Linked DNA regions of Homo sapiens: regions 1, 2, 3 and 5 are each linked to region 4. A link is an interaction called in ENCODE POLR2A ChIA-PET data of the cell type or tissue named here. Cell type or tissue: HepG2. All regions are shown on one strand.

Region 1 (4,000 bases), 88 kb after region 4:
CTCTCTGAACAGACTCAGACTGCGGTAGCAGGGGATCGTCTTTGCTGTCCATGCTGGCTCACGTTTGACACTATTGCAATGTTTCTGCATCTGGGTCTTTGCATTGGACCAAGCTGTCTTTTTCCAGAAGACATATCTGGGTCTTTGGGGTCATTTGCCTTCTTCCCTGAATTTGACCTCTACTGTCAATCTAGATTTGGGTTCATGCTGACTCACCATACCCATTACATGCTGCCTTTGTTCCCTAGCCTGACCTGATCTTGGGCCTCAGGCTACAGCCTGCTTTTCCATTACAAAGTACCCAAACACCAAACACAATGCTGTCTGAGTGCCCCCTTTCCCTGCCAAATTCTTTTTTTGTGCTATTTGGACCTCAGCTGCTGACACTTTCCTCCATAAGCCTTTATTCCCCTCCCCAATGAACTAATGAACTCCGCTTCCTTTTCTAAGTGCTCCTCATTCTTTCTCTTTCTTATGTTTTTTATTTTTGTCTGTTTTTGTTTTTTGAGACAGAGTCTCACTTTTTCACCCAGGCTGGAGTGCAGTGGTGCAATCTCATCTCACTGCAACCTCTGCCTCCCAGGTTCAAGAGATTCTCCTGCCTCAGTCTCCCAAGTAGCTGGGATTACAGGCACACGCCACCACGCCCAGCTAATTTTATTTTTTCTTGCTTCCACATTCCCCCTTTTCTTCTTTTCCTTTTTCTTTTCCCCCTGTTTTAGGATTGCATTAGCACGTATCCAAAGAGCAGCCTTCACTCTTGATATTTGGGGCTTAGGAACATCCCTGTCTCCTGGGCTGTCAGGGGCATAGTATATCTGTGGGACATTCTGTAAACCTGTCAGTCAGTGATACCTACAAGCAACCAGAATTAGGCCATTTTCAAGGCACCTTCATTAAAGATTAAAAGGCAACCTTGCCTGTCCCAAATTTTACCACACTTCCCCCCAAATGTCACCTTGTCCAGAGGGAAAGGGAAATACGTGATTGGAAAATCTGCTATCATATGCAAACTTTACCTGGACATGCCCCACTTCTTCAAATAAAGTTCCACTGTGCAAACTATTCTACGGCCCTATATCCTGCTGTACTCATTGTTACTAGAATAAATATTTGCAGTATAAGCAGAACTTTGTTCTGAGGATAAATCCACAGGATACTTAGCACTCTGACAAATGAAAAGCCAGTTTTTAGCTGCCCTTTGTTTGATACAAACTGGATGTTGTGTTTTCTTTTCTGGGTTATGTATAACGTACAAATTCTAGGCAATCTTTGACAAGAACTTATAATAACAAACTGCCTTTTGACAATGACTCTAGAGAGCCTTCCTGTCTCCAGAAAATATCCCTCTGTGGCTCCAAAGGTCTCAGTCTCAGGGTGATGTCCTGGCTACTTTTCTTTTGCACCATAAATGAAATGACAGTGAAGACATCAACCTCGCCATGTTGGAAAACTGCCTAAGATGTTTCTTGGAACTGTGGCCAGTCCCAGGAACAGAAAGGCATGATGTTCACAGCTAAAACTTCCTCACAGCGGCCTGCTGTACCTCCTCATGCCTGAGAATTGCTCTGAGGAAGGACTCATTTACCACATTTGCACTGCAGAAGTCAACACCCAGCGATCAAAGGACATCCTGGAAAAGTCAGTATAGATCCTGAACCAAAAACCTCAGAAGTGATTCCAGGCTGCTGCCCAAGAGCTGACATGCATACATTTGTTCATCACTCAACAAATATTTATTGAGTGCTATCTCTGTTGTAAACACTGTACTGGATGTGAATGTCCAGCTGCAGAAGAAACAGACCCAAGCCTCCGGGAGCTGACTGTTCCCAGGAGGGGGCCCTTGGCTCTTTGCAGTGAGTTGTCATCCTGGGCACTGACAGGCAGTGGTGTGAGCCTGCTGAGCCAGAGAGACGATGAGCTGCTCCCACAATACCCAATAATCAGGCCCCAGGGTGCCTCCTCTGCTGTACCTAAAACACTTCAGATGAACTGCAGCTTTTCAAATCTGCTCTTCATGTGTCAAAGAAATTTTGGAATTTTTTTCCTACAGTAAAAGATGAAAAACAGGAGCCCGACAAGCAGAACCTATACCTAATGTTAAGGGGAAGACCGCCTAGGTTCCACACTTGAGAAATTATTTTTGAGAATGTTTAATCTTGTTAGAACGGATTTCTGTGACTGCTGCCAGGGTCTCTGAACCCTCAGCAAATAAATGCAGATGACATTTATTTGCTGAAGATAATGCTACCATAATAAATGTAAAAGGGTCACTATCTTTCCCCTAAACTTCCTCCTCCCCCAAAATAATCTTTCCTGCAGCTTATCTTCTTTGACTCTAGGGGGCATAGCCATTAAGTCTTTATTCCTTTTGAACTTGATGCCGTCTGCCTTTGGCAAAGAATTGCCCTATTATTGTTTCTGAAAGAAAGTATTTGAAAAATTTAAAAGCCAGTTCTTGGCCTTGTATTTTTTTTTTTTTTTTTTTTTAGGAAAAGCTCTAGCCATTCAATGACCAACTTTCTGCCTATTACTATATCAGTCATTTACTTGCTTTAAAGTAAATCATGTGTCAAATCATGATGTTTTGCTCAAAGATGAACTGCATCTATATACAATGTGGTCCCGTAAGATTATAATGGAGCTGCCCTAAATAGATGTTCCATTTAAAAAAATTTTATATTGTATTTTTACTGTACCTTTTCTATGTTTAGATACACAAATGCTTACCATTGTGTTTTAATCGCCCATGGTATTCAGTCCAGTCACATGTTATATAGGATTTATAGAACAACAGGCTGTACTATACAGCCTAAGTGTGTAGTAGGCTATACTATCTAGGTTTGTATGAGTACATCTATGACATTCAAATAACAACGAAATTGCCTAATGACACATTTCTCAGAATGTATCCTCATTAGGTGACACATGACCGTAATGATGATTCTTAAAAGACAGGGGAAGAGGATGATTAATGACTTATTTTAACTCCAGTGACTAAAACACAATCAACTTCCTATTTCTGAGTGGCACTCAGAAAAATAATTCCTCCTTTTCTTTTTTATTATTCTAATTTTCTTTTTCTTTTTTTGAGACAGAGTCTTGGTCTGTCACCCAGGCTGGAGTGCAGTGGCGTAATCTTGGCTCACTGTAACCTCTGCCTTCCAGGTTCAAGGGATTCTTCTGCCTCATCCTCCCAAGTAGCTGGGACAACAGGCATGTGCCACCACACCCAGCTAATTTTTGTATTTTTGGTAGAGACAAGGTTTCACCATATTGGCCAAGCTAATCTGAAACTCCTGATCTTAAGTGATCCACCCTCCTCGGCCTCCCAAAGTGCTGGGATTATAGGCATGAGCCACCGCACCCAGTCTTATTTTTCCAATTTTCTAGACAATATTTAAAGAATGCAGTGGATTGGTATTCTAAAATCCAAGTTTATATACTGCCCAGAAAATACCCTTTAGTTGATGCACTGAGAGATGACCCAACTGTGTTGACAGGTGATCCAGTCTTTTAGCTACCTCTGCTTACTTTTCCTGGGTTATGGGGAGCCTTGAGATAAGTATGAGGCTGTAAAGGTGTAGGTGTGGCCCAGGTGTCTGCAGCTCTGAAGGTGGAGGTGCAGCCCAGGTGTAGCTCTTTGAACCAGCATTCCCCTTAACATGACAGGTCAGCTCCTTTCAGAACTGACCCACCACTTGATTGGAGAATACTTCAGCAGGAAGCCACTTGGTTGTACAGTGGGAATCTCTTAGAGATGCACAATTGTTTCTGGACTCAATCCCAATCCCAGGAACCTCAGCGTGAGGTGAGATTTGGGTGTCAGGCAGGATGGGCCCCATGGCCTAACGAAACCTACTGACATTCATTCTAGGTTCACATTCAATTGTAGCCAGTACCTTAAAGGGAGCAATTTTACCAAGTTCTAGGCATGGACACTGTGCACATTGACAACATATCTTTGAGTTTAGTTCCCTCCTGATCTTGTTGGCAAATT
Region 2 (4,000 bases), 190 kb after region 4:
TTAGGTCCAAAAGAAAAGGCTGGGCATGGTGGCCCACGCCTGTAATCCCAGCACTTTGGGAGGCCAAGGTGGGCGGATCACAAGGTCAAGAGATCGAGACCATCCTGGCCAACATGGTGAAACCCCATCTTTACTAAAAATACAAAAATTAGCTGGGCGTGATTGAGCACGCCTGTAGTCTCAGCTACTCGGGAGGCTGAGGCAGGAGAATCACTTGAACCCGGAGGCGAAGGTTGTAGTGAGCCGAGATCGCGCCACTGCACTCCAGCCTGGGTGACAGAGTGAGACTCGGTCTCAAAAAAAAAAAAAAAAAAAAAGAACTCAAATATTGTTGAGGTAGCAAATATTCTATCATCTGAAACCTCAGTGGTAAACACAATACCCAAATTTAACATATTTTTGTTACTTGTTAAATACATGCGTGTAAATATATTCACTTAAGTAAACTAAGTGGACAAAATTAGATAAGTCTTTTTTCATATCCAACTTATTTAACTTGATACACTTTCCAGCTTTCAACATAATTGCAAATTTTTATAATCTTGTAAGATAATGTTATGTAATTCAACTTGTCAGTATTATTCTAGTGCTATTAGCTATATTAATTACATAAAGACATTGATGTAAGGGGACTCAAAAATTCATAGGTTTGGGTAGAAAATGAGAACTAGACAGTGATTTCATCACTATAAATTTAGTTGTTACTTAGCGTCCCCTGAGGCTAATGTATGGCAGATCCCTGTAGCCATAAATTGCATTCTGGGCTTTAAGGGATTAAAATATAATTCAAATCCTTCAATAAAATCATACCATTCACACCATTACCTTTGAAAATAAATACTTGGAATTCTAGTACATACCTTAGATCTTGTTTGTACATGCCATTCAATTTATTATAATGCTTTAAAAAAGATATTGATGCAGGATTCTTGCTCCTTAGTTCAGCTAAATCCAGGTTCTTGTCTCATGACCAGAAAAAAATTAGGCATGTGGACACATTGAAGGATGAGGAGGGCGGAATTTATTAAGCAAAAGGAAAGCTCAGCAAAGAGAGGGGTCCTGCAGGCAGGTTTCTACCTCACAAATTGAATACCAGGGCCACCACACAGGAGCTGAAGAGTGCAGACTTCTCCTCTGCATGAGGCACAAATTCCTGGTGGCTCCACCCTAGGGCATTATTCAGAAAGAATCAGTCAGGAAACGGTGGGCAAACTGGGACAGACTTTCTCCCTCTGGGTCACGGGTTTCAACCTGGACCAGCAGTCCAGTCTTTCAGCCTTCAGGTTGCTTTAGGCTTGAAGGTGAGGTTTCACCGGGGACTCTACCCTATCTGCCTAGGTATTTGTCTGCCTCCAGCCTCTATCAATATGGTACTACAAATAGAAGGAAGAAAAAAAAGTCAAATCACACCTTAGGAAATTACAGCCTAGTAGCATCAGTAAAAATGGTACTGTTAGTCATGTCATGAAATAGACGTAAAATTGAAGGTTGATTTTCTTTTTTTTTTTGAGATGAGGTCTGGCTTCGTGGCCCAGGCCGGAGTGCAGTGGCATGATCTTAACTTATCGCACTTTTCATCTCCTGGTCTCAAGTCATCCTCCCACTTGATTCCGCCTCTTGAGTAGCTGGTACTACAAGTGTGTGCCACCATACCTGGCTAACTTTTGTAGTTTTTGTAGAGACAGGGCTTCGTCATGTTTCCCAGGCTGGTCTCAAACTTCTGAGCTCAAGTGATCCATTTGTCCTGGCCTCCCAAAGTCCTGGGATTACAGTTGTGAGCCACCATGCTGGCCTGTTTTTCAATTATTGATTGCTTTCAAGTTGGAAAGTGCATTGTGAAACACTCAAAGATGTTGCTGGGATTATTTAGTTCTTTTGATACTATATAAATAAATGACAGAGTAACACCATAGTTATATGATTGGAACTCAAGAAATATTAAATGATAGGATTGAAAAGAGTTATATGAGTCATTTGTCCAGAATTTATAAAATTTTTTTCTGTATCCCAATGGAATAAATTTAAACTATGTATATTCTCTGAAATAGTCTTCCAGTTTGCCCAACATGCTTGCTCTCCTGACTAGATATTAGCTAAAAATTAACAAAACAGTCTTTTCTCCTGTTACTGTGTGGTAAAGATGTAAAACCCTTTTTGCCAGCAGGGCTGCCCTCTACTGGACTATTTAAGGTATTCAGTGAGCAGGTCAATATGACTATTTTACAAGAAGGTAACACAGTGGGTATAAATGTAAACATCCCATATCCCAAACAAACTGAAGTTCCCTGAATAGTTAAAAAAAAAAAGCCCTTTAATAAACTTTTACCATTAAAACAATTATGGTCGGCTGGGCGCGGTGGCTCACGCCTGTAATCCCAGTACTTTGGGAGGCCGAGGCGGGCGGATCACCTGAGGTCAGGAGTTCGAGACCAGCCTCAACATGGAGAAACCCCGTCTCTACTAAAAATACAAAATTAGCCGGGCGTGATGGTGCATGCCTGTAATCCCAGCTACTCGGGAGTCTGAGGCAGGAGAATTGCTTGAACCTGGGAGGCGGAGGTTGCAGTGAGCCGAGATCGCACCATTGCACTCCAGCCTGGGCAACAAGAGCGAAACTCCATCTCAAAAAACAAAACAAAACAAAACAAAAAACAATTATGGTCATTTTGAGAACTGGTAGTGAAGTTTATATGGTCTTAGTCTCCATTTCAACCTTGGAGGCAGATCTGTGGCAATGAGAATAGTAATGTATAGGAACGGTGGGTCTGCTCTGATGTCAGTCTTTTATGATGATTTGTATATTAATACAAATCACGTTTTTGTGAGTCCATTCATGCTGTGGATGTTTTCTTAGGCATTAGCATAGGTCATAGTGGACACATACTGAATAGGTCATATCTGTTAAGGCTCTTGCTACAAAGCATCAAAACTTTTCAGAACTATTTCCTCTGTGAAAATTCATTTTAAGTAGCAAGTTGTTTTTTTCTGTGGTTCATTCCCATGCCTGAGATTTGCAGTAATGTAGAACTAGTTTACCATCACTGCTGAAACACTCATAGAAGGTTCCAAATTCCTGGTCCAGGGAAAGAGCAAAAGCCTGACTCACATAAATAAACAACTGAGGTTGCAAGTTTAAGGAACTTTTTTGATGAAGTCAAGGAGTCTTTGGATGGTTCGAGTTCACTCTACTGCCTGCTTCTTTGTTTTCATAATAGGAACATGTCCCACAGCCTTTAGTAGGATGTCAGAATTTTCTTGATGTTGCCAGCAGGATCCTGTGTCCCAGGAAACTACAGTGGAATAAGGGGGGTCTGAGGTGCTTGCTTTGGGGAGACCTCTAGAGTAAGTCCTTTGCTGCCAGCAGCAGTTAAGGGAGGTAGCTGTGACATTGTCTTCAGCTTCTGCCATCTTGTTAGGTCCCAGGTGAGATTTTGAAAAGGATTGTTCAGGGGTGGTAAGAGCTCAAACAGGCCTGCCTCAGCCTCATGATAAGCCACTGCATCTGGCTAATTTTTTTATATATGTTTTTTGAGACAGGGTCTTGCTTTGTTGCCCAAGCTGGAGTGCAGTGGCAGGATCACAGCTCATTGCAGCCTCGATCTCCCTAGGCTGAGGTGATCCTCCCATCTCAGTCTCCCGAGTAGCAGGGACTACAAGTGTGCACCACCACACCCTGCTAATTTTTCTCTTTTTTGTAGAGATGAGGTTTTACTATATTGCCCCGGCTGGTCTTGAACTGCTGGGCTCAAGCAATCCGCCTGCCTTGGCCTCCCAAAGTGCTGGGATTACAGGCATGAGCCACCATGTCTGGCCATGATATTATTTTTAATTCAAAAACAAACATGCAAAATTAAATTTTAGTGAGAGAACTTAGTTGGATAACATCTTTCTTCTGGGTTATTAGGGTATGTTTATTCTTTGCAACTCTGATGTTCTAGGTGTAGCAAGACCGTTTGTTTTCATTTTGCCATTTTCCTGTACAGAAAGCTTTAATGTCTCC
Region 3 (4,000 bases), 150 kb after region 4:
AGAGCTCTGAAATCTAAGCACTATATTTTGCTGCCTCTCCTTGGTGGCTGGCTGAATAGTTTCCACAGTGGATTTTAGTCTGGGTGGCCAGGAGAGTTGTAGTTTGATGATACCTTCTTTCATGTTTATCAACCTATTTTGTTTCCCCAAATTAGTTCTGAGAGTTAAGGGTGCTGATGAGTTGCTCCTGAAAGTGTATTAGAAGGGTATTATAGGGGACAGGTGGTGTGACATGGGAATCTTTTGCACAGACTTGATTTTGTTTTCTGGCATTTTTCTGGGCAGTTCCTCACACTTGGGGATGAGTAAGCCTTCTAATTGTCGCATGCGTTTTCTCTCTAGACTTTTCCTGGTTTCTCTTTTGTATAAAAATATTGGTTTTGTAGGATGACATTGGGTGTGGGGCAGAGTGGTCCATTGGACCTAAGGGTCAAGGTGACAAGTCACCTCGTATCTTTGGATCTCAGTTACTGAATTTGTAAGGCTTTAGACTCAGTGACTTAAAGCTTAAATATTCTGAGGGTCTAAAATGTTCTCCTTGAAGGAAGAAAGGAAGAATGGGAGAAATGAAGAACGCACAAATTATAAGGGGAAAATCATCCTCTGTCTGGTTTGGGGTGAGAATCAGATCTTAAAGCCTCGAGGTCTGTTTCATTTGCTTTTGTGTTTCCCTGCTGTTTGGTTCCAGTTAAGTGACTGTTTCATTCCTCATTTGATTAATTGACTCACCTAGAGCCATTTAATTTTTGTGATATGTCAGGCACCTTATTAGGTGCTGGGAATACAGCTGTGAATAGAGGGAAAAATAGACAAGAAGCAAATGGTCATACAAACGGATAGGTGGTTGCAAGTTTGATAGGTACGATGAAGGAAAAGTATTGTGTGAATGAGGATTATGAGCAAGATTGTGATGTAGATGGAAATCTAGTCTAGGGAGCTGTTTTTTGAATTGATGTGGTGAGATTTTGCTAGAGGACAGTCTTGAAATCTGAGCCTGCAATTATGTACATAATGCAAGAGTTTGGGAAGTTGTCAGCAACAATAATTCTTTTCATTGCACAGTGTATTTCATACTCAGAATGTCATCCCGGCTCTCATTGCAAGATACGAAAATGAGATAGGCAACTTTACAAGTTGTCATTCTGTCTGCCTTCAGGGTACTTAAAGCTTAAATAGTCCTCTAATACTTTCTCCCACTCAAAATGAACTGTAAGGGGGAGTAAGACTCTTTTATGTGAGATTTGGGCTTGAATATTGGATTTAGATTTTTTTTAGGAAAGCTAGGCCAAGGGTGATAGGCTTTTAAAACAACGAGCATCATAATGACTCAAAAGTATCCATTGTAGCATACGCTTCACAGGGTCATTTAACTTAAAAGTCTCATCATCTTAGGAGATCATTTTTTGATGGCTGGATTGGGAAATATAGATTGTTAAAAATATATAAATGTCTCAGTTGAACATGTATGAAGCCAATTCAAATAATACATTGCAATATATTTACTTAATGGCCATCTGCATGCAAAACACCGTCCTAGGGGTACCATGTGGCATAAATAAAAAAGATGAACTTGCCAAAGTTACTGCTTTCAAAGAGATTTCAGTTAATGTATACTAATACTCAAATTTAAGGTTTTTTTTTTTCAAAGTGCTAGCATATCTCATCTGATCCTTTTAAGAGCCATATATGATAAACAGAAATACTGAGAAAATGGAGATAAAAAATTGTCAGGATATGGTGATAAATAGTAAATGGAGTGGGAGAAAGAGGTGCTAAGTGATTACTAGGTTTCAGACCTATGCAACTAAAGAGGTATGTGTGCTATTCACTGAGCTGGGGCTTAACTGGTAGAGAACTAGGTTCTGGATATGGGAAGGGCATGACTTTAGTTTTGGAAGTGTTCAGCTGGAGCTGCCTTTGAGGCCTTTATTGAGGTACTGGTTTTGTGCTGAGAATTGGGGTGGCCATTTACCGTTTTGAAGACCTCCATGTAGAGGCAAGAGCTCAAACCATGGGTATGGGTGAGATTGCCTGTGGGGAGGCTATAGAATAAGAAGAGAAGGAGGCCTGGGATGGAGCTGGGCAGAGGAGGTTGAGCTTGTCAAGGAGACAAGAGTGGCCAGGAAGGTCAGAGGACAGCCAGAAACAGATGTTCCTGCAAGGCGATGAGTCAGTACTGTGGAATGCTCCTATGAGAGAAGAATTGAGAACCATCATTGAATTTAGCAACATGGAGGTCACTGGTGACCTTTGAAAGAGATGCTGATCTGCAGGTAGGGGTGGGATGGGGAGCAGTGGGAGGTGAGGAAAACGGAGACAGAAACTGTTTCCAATAGGTTTGATTTCAGCATGTTTAAATGCTGATGGGAAGGCTCAGTGGAGAGGGAGTGGTTGAATATAGACTAGAAAAGGGTTTGTGCAGAGTTCCTAAAAGGATGGGGTTGGGATGGGACCCAAAGTACAACTGAGGCCTGTGTCTTTGCTGGGAGGAGGGGACACCTTCCACAGTAACAGAATACAGGCCTGTAACCTATGGAGTACTAAGCAAATGCCAAAAATTGTCAAGAACTGTTAAATTTCTAAAAATTAGCCCAATTTTAGTTGACTCATGACAGTCTTTTAGAAAACTTTGTTGCAAGAGCATTGTGTGATTGATTTAAAATGTGGCTCAGTCTTAATTTCATCCCTCAATAGAGTATATATTTTCATCTGACTTTTGATTGTAATTTATTTATTTTCTGAAAAAGGAGACATTGTAAATGTTAAATCCTGTGGTGCCTTCCTTACATGTTTATTTTTGGTTTCATTAGAAAAAAGCTTTCAGACGGTTTCTGTTTTCCTGACATCATAGGTGCCTTAATTCTTTTAATTTAAAGTTTAGCTTCTGTTATTATTGGAATATGTTTATTTACGTATTTTTGATGTTTCCCATTTTGAAGGGTAAAGAATTGGATGATTCAGTAGTTTCAACTGATCTGCTAATTTTTGTTTAGAATTGAAGATACTTAAATAACCAACCTTTTGGATAAGTGGCCTCCAAATACAGCTTTCTGCTTGTTTGTGAAGGTATTTGTTATTAAGGATTCATTCATTCATGTATTTACTTAGTGTCTGTTTTGCAAGGTACTCGGAATTTGGAAATGATTGGGCGAGTTCCTGCTCTTAAGGAGCTCACAGTTCACCACAGGAAAGAGGTGTATGAACAAATTACAGCATGGTGGAACAGAAGAAGGTATATGAGCAAATATATTACAGGATGGTATAATCAGTGCAGCAGTGGAATCTGCTAGGAAATAGAGAAAAAGTGCAGAGCAGGCACAGAGTAGGGAAGGAAAAGGGGAGACTTCTCAGTGGAGATGATAGCTGAACTAGGTTTTCCAAGATGAACTGGAGTTTTCCCAGGTCAACAGGGAGCCAGGAAATAGAATGTTTTACCTTGATTTTGGATCCTCTGTGTGTGTGTGTGTGTGTGTGTGTGTGTGTACACAGATGTGTACGCATTGGAGATGTTATAACGCTACCAAAGAATATTGTTAGAAAAATTAAAAATTGCTTATCTTACTATCCTCATGTTGATTGCTCTAGCTGTGAAAAGCTGCACATTTTCCCCTGTCCTGTCATGGTCAACTTTTCTGTCTCCTATTTGATGCAGAAAGTAACTGAACTTAATTATATTATTTGGATACAAAGCCTAGTTTTTGTTTTTCTAAATGAATGGTCTTTGGAATAAGGATAATAGCCAACACCTTTATAGTATACTGTGGCCAAATGCTGTTCTAATTTTTATCTCAGCCTTGCAAAATAGGTACTTTTTTTTTTTTGAGACGGAGTCTCGCTCTGTCCCCCTGGCTGGAGTGCAGTGGCATGATCTCGGCTCACTGTAAGCTCCGCTTCCCGGGTTCACGCCATTCTCCTGCCTCAGCCTCCTGAGTAGCTGGGACTACAGGTGCCCACCACCATGCCCGGCTAATTTTTTGTATTTTCGGTAGAGATGGGGTTT
Region 4 (4,000 bases):
ACCCAGCCCAGCCTTGTGCTTTTTGTGCAACTCCCGCTCCCAGTTCCACCTCATCACTACATTGGCCTCTGCTAGTCCATATTTCCAGCCACAATTGACAGTGAGATGGTTGTTTCCAGTTCTTTGTGTTGAGTTAAACAGGACTTATGTCTACTATGTATAAATGTGACATCCAAGCTATCAAAGAAAACCACATGAGCTTTTCAAGGCTATGTGTGGTTAAATTCTTAGCAATTTGAGAATATTAATGTTGCAGTAAGGATGTGTGTATGTGTGTGTGTCCTCTGTGCCCCCTCAGCTCCCATACTGATGTCATTTATCACTTCCTTCTCTGTGACTTAACATTTGTTCATATTTTGCTTAGCTAACCACCTACTCTTACTGACATGAATCAGAACCTCGTATGTGACATGGGATGACTCAGGATAGGACAAAGGTCGCTCTACTGTGGGTCCCATTCATTACCTAGAGCCCACCTGACCTCATGCCCAAGCTAATGAGGTCAGAGGCAGCAGTTTGCTGCCTCATTGAACTTCCTGTACATTTTCTTTTTTTTGTTGTTGTTTGTTTGCTTGTTTGTTTTGAGACGGAGTCTTGCTCTGTCCCCCAGGCTAAAGTGCAGTGGCGCAATCCGGTCTTACTGCAACCTCTGCCTCCTGGGTTCTAGAGGTTGTCCTGCCTCAGCCTCCCGGGTAGCTGGGATTACAGGTGCCCGCCACCACGTCCGGCTAATTTTTGTATTTTTAGTAGAGACGGTGTTTCGCCATGCTGGTCAGGCTAGTATCGAACTCCTGACCTCAGGTGATCCACCCGCCTCAGCCTCCCAAAGTGTTGGGATTACAGGCGTGAGACACTGCGCCCGGCCATCCTGTACATTTTCAACCCTTGGCATCAGTAGCAGCATCCGACCAGCAGGTGGCGCAGCGAGTGCAAGAGCCAAAGCCATGGGAATTTTTGTATTTTCTAAAAATCAGAGACAAGTGAGATGTTATATAAACACCTTTTAAAATATGTATAGAGGTTGCCAGATTTGTTTTTAATTAGTGTATTTGGAAAAACACAAATGCATTCTCATTTGTAGAAAATTTATATAACACAGTTAGAGTGAAATTTCCCCATCCCTACGTCCTTACCAAAAAGGAACTTTTATGTTTCTCTCTCTTTCCGGACTTTTTTCCATGCACTAAAAACGTATAATACTTCTAGGAATATAAACATTTTTTCCAAAAATGGATCATACTGTATTATTTTACAAATTATTTTTCCACTTAATACATTTTAGACATCTGTGTGTATTTGTGTATGTGTACACATATTTATATTATTTCATTGTTTAAAAATTTCTGCCTAGGATTCTATTGAATGACTATTACATGGTTTATTTAACAGTTTTTCTATTGAGACGTTAGCTGTTTTTCAGTTACCCGCTATTACAAACAATGGAATCCACGTCATTTATGTGTATTTCTCTAATACAGATACTTAGCTGTGAAGATATGTATTTTTTAATTGTTTAGAAAGACACTCAAAAGAGGCAGACTGGGCCTGGCCAGTCGCTCACCCTTGTAATTCCAGCTTGAGGTCAGGAGTTCAAGACCAGCCTGGCCAACATGGCAAAACCCCGTCTCTACTGAAAATACAAAAAAAAAATTAGCCGGGCATGGTGGTGGGAGCCTGTAATCCCAGCTACTCAGTGGGAGGTTAAGGCAAGAGAATCGCTTGAACTCGGGAGGCGGAGTTCGCAGTGAGCTGAGACTGTGCCACTGCACTCCAGCCTGGGTGACAGAGTAAGACTCTGTCTCAAAAAGAAGAGTCAGACTAGAGGACTGCCACGTGACGTGAGGATTCACAGTCAGTAATAATCAGGGCACTATGGTCTGGCTGTCAACTGTTCCAGAGGGAGGAAGCTGGTGACGTGGACACACAGCTATGTCCACTCACCTCCCAGCTGCAGTCAGCACAGTAGCTCATTTGACTCAAAGTCAAAACCACCAGGGTCCCGACAATCCAGTGTCTGCTGAGGAGGAAAGTTCTTTATTTGTTATCAGATGGAGTGGTGTGACCACTGCAGGCAGCCAGTGAAAGGAAACAAGGATTGGAGTGAGCAGGCTGGAGGGATTCTGATTGGCAGTTGTGTTCACAGCTGTGCATTAGGGGCGGCGGTCTGTGGTGGAGTGGTTTTAGTTCCTCACGTATGATGTATTCCCTGATTTGCAGTTGGCCGCCCGATCCCTGTTCGTCAGACTCTGAACCCGACCCAGGAGCAGATTGAGGAGTTACATCAGACCTATATGGAGGAACTTAGGAAATTGTTTGAGGAACACAAAGGAAAGTATGGCATTCCAGAGCACGAGACTCTTGTTTTAAAATGACTTGACTATAAAAAAAAATTAAAAAATAAAAATAAATGACTTGGCTGTAATAAGGCATAAAGAAGGATAAGAGACCATCCTATTGTGAGAATAAATATTTTAAAGACGTTTATTTTTTTTCTTTTGCCTGTGGCATCAAATTTGCAACAGAAAAGTATTATTTATGGCGATGAATGTTGGTGTATCTGTGGTAAATAAAAACACAGATGACTGTAGGATAAGGTTGGAGATGACTATAAGACATCTAATAATTTTCCTTGCCTATGAAGGCAAAATCATTTTACAGGTTATGAACAAGTTTAGAATTATTCATGTGCTCTGAAAAACAAAAGAAAGCTTCAAAAAGTAATTACACCCGGCCGGGCACAGTGGCTCACGCCTGTAATCCCAGCATTTTGGGAGGCCGAGACAGGTAGGTCACTTGAGGTCAGGAGTTTGAGACCAGCCTGGCCAACATGGTGAAACCCCGACTCTACTAAAAATACAAAAATTAGCTGGGCATTGTGGTGGGCACCTGTAATCCCGGCTACAAGGGAGGCTGAGGAAGGAGAATCGCTTGAACCTGGGAGGTGGAGGTTGCGATGAGCTGAGATCGCACCATTGCACTCCAACCTGGGAGACAGAGTGAGACTCTGTCTTAAAATAATAATAATAATAATAATAATAATAATAATAATTAGACCCTCTTACTAAACATCACAATAACTTAAGGTGGTGTTTTCACAAAATGTGACAACTGTTGTTCACAGCCAGCCCATTTGGGAGACACTGTGTAAAATAGTTCGCCATATACAGCTAGAGGAAATATTTTTTTCTGCTTGAACAGGACATTTGTTAGTGAATAAAGATACTTTTAATACTTAGATAGTTTGAGCCTTTGGTCATATCAACAACAAATTTTTAAATACTAGTGCAGGATTTTTTGCCATTTTCAAAATGGGATGAATCTGTCATACGAAAACTCATGTGGACAGGAGAATGGTTCCTCATTTCTATTCATGCTTAGAATCATGCTCCTTTGCTGTAGAGGGAAATCTATTTGGAAGACAGGCTTTTGCACATGATTCAGGACTAGAAATTCTGGAAATTCCATATCAGGAAATTCCAAAAAATTTTCATGCTAAGAGAAATGGTTTTAATTTGCTTCCTGAATGGCCTTTTCATTATAAAATAATCTCTAAAAGAAAGTGCCGGCTGGGCGTGGTGGCTCATGCCTGTAATCTCAGCACTTTGGGAGGCTGAGGCGGGTGGATCACCTGAGGTCAGGAGTTCGAGACCAGCCTGACCAACATGGTGAAACCCCGTCTCTACTAAAAATACAAAAATTAGCCAGGTGTGGTGGCAGGCACCTGTAGTCCCAGCTACTCGGGAGGCCGAGACAGGAGAATTGCTTAAACCTGGGAGGCGGAGGTTGCGGTGAGCGGAGATTGCACCACTGCACTCCAGCCTGGGCGACAGGGTGAGAATCCATCTCAAGAAAAGAAAAAAGAAAGAAAGTGTCCTCCCTGGTGAGATACGTCCAGTTCACAGTTCGCCGGGTTTAGGACTCTTCTCTGACCCAGCATGAGCAGGGACCTTGTCCTTCCTGTTTACTGACATCCCCTCAGTGCCCAGGTCAGCTTATGGCG
Region 5 (4,000 bases), 96 kb after region 4:
ACCATCACCATTTGAAGTGTACAATTCAGTGGCTTTTTCTAGATCTACAGAGTTGTGCATCCATCACCATGATCAATTTTATTGCATTTTTATTGCCTCCAAAAGAAGCCCTATACCTTTTAACCATCACTTTCCCCAGCCTCCCCACCCGACTCCCATCCGTTTGCCCAAGGTAACCACCAGTCTACTTCTAACTCCATAGATTTCCCTTTCTGGACATTTTATGCAACTGGAATCATACAATATGTGCTCCTTTGTAACTGGCTTCTTTCAGGTGACATAATGCTTTCAAAGTTCATTCATGTTGTCCCCTTGTTCTTTTTGATAGATGCATAGTATTTTATTATACAGAAGTACTGTAGTTTGTTTGACCAACTATTCCCTTATTAGACACATGGGTTGTTCCCAGTCATTGCTCTTTCAAGCAACACTGCAGTGAATAACCTTGAACATATGTGTTTTCCTATGTGTGCTGGTACATATGCATAACACATACCCAGAACTGAGATTTTTGGAGTAGATAGTAGCTACAACTGTAATTACGTTTGATAGTGCCAAATCACTGTATTACACTTTCACCAGCCACGTATGAGAAGCCTGTTTCCTCCAGCCTTGCCAGCATTGCATGTTGTCAAACTCCTAGGTTTTTGCTAATCTATGGGTGGAAAAAATAGAGCATCTCCATGTGGTTTTCATTTGCATATTTCTTATTATGGTTGAGATTGATATAGATAGTTATTGACAATTCTTAGGAGTTCCTTGTTTGAACTACATTTTTTTGGCTTCATCAGAGTGGTGGTTACAGTCTGTCAGCTATGATAATTTGGTTTTCCACAGTGTTTGATTTTTAACATCTTTTTCATATTGTATTTTTGAACTGAGAGTTATAATAAAGACATATATTTTAAGCATAAATAATTATTTGCATAACAAAAGTATCAAAATGAATATAATTTGTTTATTCCTAAGTTATTTTGCTCTTATTTTCCTAGAGTAATTTAATAGGAAATCAATTATCTTTTACTAGTTACGGTTATTTTGGTTGGCAACATAACTGTCCTTATTATGAAACTGCAATCCACATTAAATAAAAACTTCTATTTATAACCAACTGAACTACTTTATTATATGTTAGATGCCTGTCACCAGTCCCATTTGGAATTTCTCAGAAAAAAATAAGCTTTAGTATTTCCTGAAAAAAGAAAAAATACTCTTTCTCTAAATATTCTCCCTCCTTCATTAGATATTTTATCAAGTGAGTGTTCTTTTGAAACTAAGTTTTTTTAAGGACTAAGCGAATCTATCCATGTTTGGAATCATCTAAGCTCACTGTACTGAAATTCTGGGACTTCTGCACAAATTATTTGCATTTTTTCTTAGCAGCAAGTCGTGAGAGGTAAACATTTTTCTCTCAAAGAATACTATTAGGCATTGAGGTCTAATCTGCACACACACCTAAGAAACTCCTGGGTGTCAAAGCAGGACAGGAGACATGCTTGCATGGGTTACCCTACATCTCCTGAAAGGAACCATGTTGAAAGCAGGGCTGATGGCCAGGCCCCTTAGGACTCTGACATAAACATTCCCAAAGTAAAACCATAAACAAGCCTGCCCTAACTTGTACATGGACTGTCCTGATGCTTCCGAGAGAACCAGGCATGAGACAGAGAGCCTCAGGTAACAGGTGTCAGAATCTGGAACAGGTGAGTAATTGCAATCAGAGGAGGACAGAGGTGCTCTGGAGGGTGCCAAGGTGTTAGCCATCAAAAACTCTGAGACAGCTTCCTAGCGTCTGCAGCAGAAGTTCTTATTCCTGTAAGTCGGAATCTCTTGCATAAGCTGAATCCTCTGAGAGGCCATGCCATTTATTATTAGGCAATGGCAACCACAGCAACAATACTAATACAGAGTGCCAACGCGTTTGACCTCAGCTCACATATTTCCCTGCTCTGTGCATGTCCACAAATGACTGAGAGAGCACAGGGAAGACTGGTCTGGGGACTAAGTGAAATTTTAGCCAGTAGGTAAAGTTGCAAGGATAGAACCTGGTTCTAACAAGGAGTAACTGATACTGTCACCATTGAGAAAAAAAGAAAATTCCCCCTCACCTTTGAGGAACATAGCCCTGGTTGCAGAAGCCACAGAGCAAGGAAACTGATTACAAAGAAGAGCAACTCTGAGTGTTCCAGGGCTGCCACAGTGGGGCCAGCTTGAGGTCCGACACTGATTTTCTGTGGGCCTCTGGACATGTCACAACGTTTCATCAGCTTCCTCGTCAGCAAAACTGATATAACACTTCCTGACCTACCTTCTTCAAAGGGATGTTTTGAAACTAAAATGTAGGAACTCTGAGGAACTAAATAAATTAGATAATGAATTGCAAAATAAATAAATAAATATGTAAATCTAAGGATCGAGGGAAGTTATTTCTGTATGGGAATAGTAGTAAAGGTAATTTTTATTTTCTTTGATTCTCTCTAAATTTTTTTCACAATGATCTCTAATACGAATTATGTTTATACTCAGAAAAAAATCTTTAAAAGCCAAAAGCACTCGTGAGAATGACCTAAATTTCTATGAAACTGCTTGGAAAAGTCAAAATGTTAAAGATTATTTCATTTTCCTGAAATAAATCAATATAAACAGAGGGTTAGTAAACTGAAATGAATTCCAACCTGCTCTGTCATGAATGGAAAAACAAGTCTCACCTGGTTTGGATAGTTAATTTTGTTGTCAGAGCCATTTAGCTCAGGGCTACTTTTGTAACATTAAAGAAAGTCTCCTGCACTGCACAGACTCCACCTGTCCCCACCCAGCCCCCCAGAACTGCCCTTGACTTCATTTGCTCTGAAAGAAAAACAAAGGGAAGGAGGGCGAAGTTATTTTCTCTCAGCACGTAATAGAATATAAAGGGGCAGGGAGTGGGAGTCTAGGACAGTGTATGGCCCAGCTCTCCTAAAAGGAGAAGCCTGCACTAAGTTTCCCCTAGATCTAGTAATGCAGTTTTTAAAATGTAACATTTGTATGCTGGATCCAGGAACAAAATCGACCCACTGTTTAGAAGCACACATTTGTCTCAGCACTTTTGGACAGAGGAGGTTTGTCTGATTGGAAAGCGCACTGCCTTCCATAAACAGGCATTTACTTGCCATCAGATTCCTCCCTGTCATTTCGACTGGACACACAATTCTTTTTCATTTTCTAATCTAAACTGTCCTATGGTGTGGCTGACGGTAATTCAACAGCTGGGATGTTTTATGATAGAGATAGTTGGTACGCCATGCTAGGTAATGTGATCCTAAAATAGATTAAAGAGTGAAGCCTCCTTCAGCTCTCCTCTCTGGCTTACACATAAAACACAAACCTGGCTAATATATCTTATCAATTCCTAGACAATTAGGCCCCTTGCAAAAGTCAGCAAAAAGATCACTGTGTAAATATTTAAAACCACTTTTAGATATGCCAGAAGAAAGAACCACCTTGAAGAATTAATAAGGAATGGTCAACATGGTTATGACTTTTGTCTGTTCTTGATATTTTTCTTTTTTTTTTTTTTTTTTTTTGAAACAGGGCCTTGCTCTGTCACCCAGGTGGAAGTGCAGTGGCATGATCATGGCTCACTGCAGCCTTGACCTCGGGCTCAAGTGATCCTCCAACCTCAGCCTCCTGAATAGCTGGGACTACAGGTGCTGCCACCATGCCCAGCTAAAATGTTTCATTTTTTGTAGAGATGGGGTTTTCACCATGCTGCCCAGGCTGATCTCAAACTCCTGGCCTCAAGTGATCCTTCTGTCTCGGTCTCCCAAAGTGTTGAAATTACAGACACGAGCCACCGCATCCAGCCATGATTTTTTTTAATAAGAAGAAATATAAAGTAATTAATGCTTTCTGAAGCATTGTTGTAACGTTAATTCTGTTTACACAAATAACATGCTGTGTAAGCTTGACTTAAAACATTAACTGTGTCCCACATAAATTTTTATAGAAAAGTCTGTCGTTT

Evidence for each region. Peaks named below come from ENCODE experiments on the same cell type or tissue, not always from the same donor. Only the 100,000 strongest peaks of a DNase experiment are listed, where the experiment ranks them.
Region 1: POLR2A ChIA-PET joins it to region 4 with 98 read pairs; 11 of 35 experiments call an interaction of 5 or more read pairs at or near these places.
Region 2: POLR2A ChIA-PET joins it to region 4 with 23 read pairs; 10 of 35 experiments call an interaction of 5 or more read pairs at or near these places.
Region 3: POLR2A ChIA-PET joins it to region 4 with 14 read pairs; 16 of 35 experiments call an interaction of 5 or more read pairs at or near these places.
Region 5: POLR2A ChIA-PET joins it to region 4 with 44 read pairs; 11 of 35 experiments call an interaction of 5 or more read pairs at or near these places.

Annotation. Positions count from the first base shown.
Region 1 is chr2:222,795,145-222,799,144 of GRCh38, forward strand. No RefSeq gene overlaps it. Among named protein-coding and RNA genes, the nearest start is that of ACSL3, 64 kb to the right of the region's middle. RefSeq lists enhancers at 1-341, 342-1,264. In HepG2, CTCF peaks have their summits at 1,849 (motif pointing right) and 2,342 (motif pointing right); DNase peaks (open chromatin) are centred at 237, 1,087, 1,767 and 2,367; H3K4me3 peaks cover 1,482 bases.
Region 2 is chr2:222,901,648-222,905,647 of GRCh38, forward strand. The region is part of intron 3 of ACSL3 (acyl-CoA synthetase long chain family member 3); the gene reads left to right. It also overlaps the pseudogene ATG12P2. Among named protein-coding and RNA genes, the nearest start is that of ACSL3-AS1, 16 kb to the right of the region's middle. In HepG2, a CTCF peak has its summit at 2,170 (motif pointing left); DNase peaks (open chromatin) are centred at 1,774 and 2,154.
Region 3 is chr2:222,862,343-222,866,342 of GRCh38, forward strand. The region is part of intron 1 of ACSL3 (acyl-CoA synthetase long chain family member 3); the gene reads left to right. Among named protein-coding and RNA genes, the nearest start is that of ACSL3, 3.3 kb to the left of the region's middle. RefSeq lists an enhancer at 3,930-4,000. In HepG2, a CTCF peak has its summit at 21; DNase peaks (open chromatin) are centred at 2,179 and 3,149; H3K4me3 peaks cover 4,000 bases.
Region 4 is chr2:222,707,519-222,711,518 of GRCh38, forward strand. MOGAT1 (monoacylglycerol O-acyltransferase 1) reads left to right here. Exons shown (of 6, transcript NM_058165.3): 6 at 2,218-2,412. The coding sequence ends at 2,372. Among named protein-coding and RNA genes, the nearest start is that of MOGAT1, 38 kb to the left of the region's middle. RefSeq lists enhancers at 1,772-2,066, 1,876-2,065, 2,012-2,306. In HepG2, a CTCF peak has its summit at 923 (motif pointing right); DNase peaks (open chromatin) are centred at 83, 433, 913 and 2,133; H3K4me3 peaks cover 915 bases.
Region 5 is chr2:222,803,973-222,807,972 of GRCh38, forward strand. No RefSeq gene overlaps it. Among named protein-coding and RNA genes, the nearest start is that of ACSL3, 55 kb to the right of the region's middle. In HepG2, a CTCF peak has its summit at 2,203; DNase peaks (open chromatin) are centred at 1,929 and 2,249; H3K4me3 peaks cover 1,395 bases.